Regions from separate parts of the Mus musculus genome. Here region 2 is linked to region 1. The links are chromatin loops, found by intact Hi-C in ENCODE. Cell type or tissue: left cerebral cortex. All regions are shown on one strand. Region 1 overlaps Nlgn1 (neuroligin 1). Region 2 holds the start of Nlgn1 (neuroligin 1).

The links. A loop is a pair of places that touch in the nucleus more often than their neighbours do. Peaks named below come from ENCODE experiments on the same cell type or tissue, not always from the same donor. Only the 100,000 strongest peaks of a DNase experiment are listed, where the experiment ranks them.
Region 2: a loop joins it to region 1, with 10 times the contacts of the local background. A loop is called at or near these places in 5 of 42 quality-filtered maps.

The regions. Positions count from the first base shown.
Region 1 is chr3:26,001,563-26,004,062 of GRCm38, forward strand. All of the region lies in intron 2 of Nlgn1 (neuroligin 1), which reads right to left. Among named protein-coding and RNA genes, the nearest start is that of Nlgn1, 150 kb to the right of the region's middle. In left cerebral cortex, a CTCF peak has its summit at 1,012 (motif pointing left); DNase peaks (open chromatin) are centred at 695, 1,015 and 1,862; H3K27ac peaks cover 1,466 bases.
Region 2 is chr3:26,153,030-26,155,529 of GRCm38, forward strand. Nlgn1 (neuroligin 1) reads right to left here and starts at 957. Exons shown (of 6, transcript NM_001357096.1): 1 at 236-957. In left cerebral cortex, a CTCF peak has its summit at 987; DNase peaks (open chromatin) are centred at 103, 642 and 979; H3K4me3 peaks cover 1,037 bases; H3K27ac peaks cover 967 bases.

The DNA of each region.
Region 1 (2,500 bases):
ATTACTTTAGGAATATAAAGTAGTTATCATCCTAACTAAAGTCAGAAATAAAATTGTTTGAATAAATCATAGTTTAGGACCTCACAGTATCGTAATTCTAAAGCTATCAATATAGTAAAACCAAATGTTATTTACTGAAACCACCAATAAACAAATTCTCTAAAGAAATATAATCATTTGCTGCTTCTTGGTAACTTCTGTCAGAATTTCAGACACACACAGTATGTTTAGATTTAAATAATTTAAACATAGTAGCAAAATATATTTGATACGTTCATGGAAAGAAGTGATATTTAATGGCCAGGACATATAGCATTGTCTGCTGCTGAAAATAAACTCATCCACTTGAGTTATTATATCTAAACAGAAAATGCAAAATTTTCCATTGAATTTGGCCAAATGTGCATCATTTCTGTTGGAATTCAACACAGAAATAACATTGACCTTCAGAAGCTGCTGTATTTGGGGCACTTAAAAGAAACAACGCTCTATTAAGAAGCATGGACAAGAAATGATCCAGGCACAGCATAGTGAGCTGGGGGCCACAAATATGTATAGTGGATTCAAGATGACCTTAGGAATCTCCTTGAATCCTGCCCAGGTGAGCTTGTGGTTCAAACAACTCTTACTGCAGAACCTAATATAGAAATAACTTGTTCCCACTCCCACCTCCCAGGTGCTCAGTTTGGAAGGGAAATAAGTGGACCTTCTGCCCATCATCATATTGGCCAACAGCTGCTGCAGAGCAGCAAGCAATGTGAGAGAGAAGGCTCAGAGTTGAGCACAGGAAAAGAAATTGAGCTGCTGAGCTCAGTGAGCAATCCCAAAGTCCTTAATAATGTGTAATCCAAAACGTAATCAACTCTACAGGAGAAAAAAGTTAAAACATCATTTCTGAAGTGCTTGAAATTAAAAACAAAACAAAACAAAAAAATAAATAAAAACAAAAGAAACAAACCACCAAAAAAAACCTCCATTCTAAATGCACTTGAAACTCAAGCACCACCTGCTGGTCCAAACTGGATCTTCCCACTCACTACAGGATTCCAATTTTATTGGCATTCAAATCAGACTATTCATCCCTCATTCACTCATTTTTTTTAGGATTAAGGCAAGCGTGCAACTGACTTTTAAAAGCAGATAGCTTAGTTTTGCTAAACTATGTAGCTAGTTTTGTATCCCCAGCTCCATAATTAAACAAAAATGCACACTAGTAAAATAATAACAATATTTTATCATTGAAAAAATAAGGTATTAATGTGAGATACCCAATAACGCAGACATATACCTTTCTAACAGGTGTTTCTCCAGCACCAGGAATGCTCTCATTAATTACCATTGCAAGTGTTTTTGTTCATTTTATAATTCTTCAATGAGAATATTTAAAACTTGCAACATCTTAATAAAAAAAAAAAAAAGCTGTGAAATACTCTCACCACAGACTAAACAAACATCCACCAGCAAGAGACACTATTAGATGGTGTTTGTAAAAATGACTCACTGAGATTTAGCTAGTTAGCTTTCCGAGGACTGCAACAACCAATATTATATTCTTTGTGAATGTGCCTTAGAATTAGGTCACTGAATCAATTTTGCATTTGTTTTATAAACAAGGCACTTTCTGTCAGTTTCGTGGAAAACTACTGTAAAAATATAAATAACCATTTTCCATATTACTATCCAAATATGTAGCCAATTATTTCATTAATCAAAATGCTCACCCCACTCAGGGTCTATGTTAAATTTCTCCTATTTATCAAAGGCAACTGTGTGCTGCACTTACAGACATGGCCTCAAAGCTTAACTGGTACCAGCATCTTAGGGCTACAGTAACAGTGTATCCTAGGCAACCAAGTCATGGCTAAAGCACCGCAGTGTTTGTTTAAAACGTGATGTGCAAAGCAATCAGAAGAGCTTCAATTCTAGGGAAATTCTTTTTCAATGTAAGCCTGAAATTAGAGTGCTGCTATTCGCACCGTTATAATTAAGAATGCGTCACCATGTTCATTATTTTCAAGGGTTTGTAACTGAGCTGTAAAAAATTAGTCATAGTAATTAAAAGACAGAAAACATTGAGTTATGCTAAGATACATTACTGGGGCATTTAAAATCTCAGAAAAAAAGGAGTTTTAAGCAAGTTAAATGTTGTAATATATTTACTAGGCCAAAGCAATATCATAATATTACATTGATAAGTTGGAAACATAATTCTAACTGTTTTTATTCTTTTCTTGCAAAACTATAGTATCAGCTATTATAGAATCATGATTAATTTTCAATTACTTCATTTTGTCTGTACTTCAGTAACTTTAATCTCTTGATTAATCTGTTAGCAATGTGTTAATCTGAAAATTATGTACAGATACTGTTGCAGGCATGCTTTAGTGATGTAAGATTGGAGATCTGTGCTGTTTTGCGCTGCTCTTCTATATTTAAATATATATCCTATGTATAAATATATAAACACTAAATTGTAGACACAGGATCTTGATTTGGTACA
Region 2 (2,500 bases), 150 kb after region 1:
TTTTTTCCCCCCAAGGCAAAGTTGAGAGGCAGAAGGCTGCTTGGCTTCCCCACTGACGCCACAAAACCCAGGTTTTGAAGCTCGGTGCGAGCGGAGAGGTCGCGATGCCTGGGAGATGCGCGAGGTGGGCTTCCAGCCTGCTCGCCCCATTTCTCCGGCGCCGCGTCTGCAACCCCTTCCGCACAGTGATACCCAAACCCGCAGCCCTCTCCCGAGGAAAGAGGCACAAACTTACCCTCAGGAAGACACGTCCACCGAGGGAGCCCCCTCATCTTCCCCCAGTCCTCTTTCCATTATTCAAGGAGACAGTTTTACCAACACTTCCCGTCAAATTCAAGCCGAAACGGTCAAAGTATTTACCAGTTTGCAGATGCTTTCTTTTCAACCTCTGGAACTGGGTAATTCTTGTTTCAGAATTCAAGATGCTTCCTTTATTTATTTATTTTTTTTTTCTTTAAGCAGCCGCAACCCCAGATCCACCTCCCCCTCCCTCGTTATTCACCCACGGACACTTCCTAAACGTGTGGATTGATGCTTTTTTTCTCTCCAGATGCTGCCAGGATCCAGAATCCTGGAGAACCAAAGCCGCATCCGTGTAATTCCTACCATCAGGCAAGAAATACAAACGATCAAACAACGTTACTTCTTTGAGCTGCGATCAGATAATCCTACTAATCCAATAGATTTATCTCGATTGGAAATTGACCTCAAAGATGAATCCCCAGTGCTCGCGTCCAGTAGAACGATTCCGTAGCCCTATCCGGGTTACCGAAGGGCTGTGGTTTCTTTCTTTCCTTTCCTTTTCTTCTTTCCTTCCTGCCTTTTTTAATTTTTTAAAAATCTTTTTGGATTCTGGGTGCACTGCTCGCAAAAGAAAAAAAAGAAAGAAAGAAAAGAAAAAAATGCCGAGGACCCTGGTTTTCCCCTAATACAGGTTTCTACTCCAAATCGGTGCAGAATGAAAAATGATACAAAGGTACCCCTAGTGGCTCGCGGCGATATTGCAGGGAATTCACTTTTTTCCTCCATCCCCTCTTCACCTTTTCCACCCCCTTCTTGGTCCCCTGGCATCTAGGAATAACTTGCTGTTATAGTAACCAGGGTGCTGAACTCCAATCACTACGAGTAAAATGAAGCTGTCTACTAAACAGGTAGGATGGGTTTTGCCTTTTACTGGAAAACTGAAGGTCTTTTCGACATTTAAAGTTTTTCCCCAATAACATTTAGTAGCTAATATGTCAACTTAGGGAAGCACTATGATTTCAAGGAAATATATTTGTTTCCTAAACACCCATAGTTAGCAGTTAGCATGCACATGCGCTCACACACACACACACACACACACACACACACACAATTCTGTTCTTTTGAAATGTATTGTTTCAGAAAACCATTTAACCTTTTGTTTCCTTTGAATAAATATAATAAAGGATTATCTAGATAATATTTTATCATTTGGAATTTTAAAATATCTTCAATTAAATCTACTTTTTATCTGTGTGTATATGCATGCAGAAAGTTGCATGTGCAAGCACATATGCCAGGACCTATGTATGGAAGTCAGAGTATAACTTTCAGGAGTCTCTTCAGCTCCCTCTATTTAATGGACCCTGGGGACCTAAATCACACCTTCAGTTTGATGTCAAGCATTTTTACCCACTGAGCTATCTTGCCAGCTCTCATTTTGGAATGAGATTTATTTGGAATATATGTGTATGTTTATCATTTTACTCATAGATGTTCATGCACCTATGCACATGCTCCCTGTGTGTGCAGATGCCTAAGGAGGGCAGAAGTCATGCCCTAGAGCAAGAGAGATAGGCCTTTGAAAGCCATCCAGCAAGCATACTAAAATTTGGGTTATCTATAAAAGCAGTAAGCACCCTCATTGTGAAGCCATTTCTCCAACCCATTATCTTGGATTTTTTTATGTCTGCTCAGAAAAGCAGGCACAACGTCTGAGTGCAGAGAAAGGGCAACACCTGACCATCATGACCCAGGTTTCCTGGATGCTTTCTTGAAACCTTTAGAGTTCAGCGGCCTCTGCATCAGCACCAGGAGTTCTGAGAGATTCCAAAGAAAGGAATCAATGCTGTGAATTTCAGGCCTCTTTGGCAAAGCAGTATTCCGCATAGTCTCACAAACAGTGTCTATCAATAAGCCAGCAATCTTTTTAAAATGAAGATTCTAGGTCTTTAGGACTGAGATTCTCCAATTTTAACAAGCCCTCTGAGAACACTTTGATTATCAAGGGCCTGGTAAAATACAGAAGTTGGATTCTCTTTCATGCTGATGGGTTCTGTAGCTGCAAAAACTAGAAAATTTTTCTTAACTGACTAAATAATTAAGCCTTTAAGTGTGTGAACTGTTAAAGAGTCAGGAGACATTTCTTCTACCACTAGTTTTGCTGTTAATTGGCTATGTGACTTTGAGCAGTAACTTTGCCTATGGTTAATTTATCTATTAAAATTCAAAATAAATCAACAAATGCATATGTTCC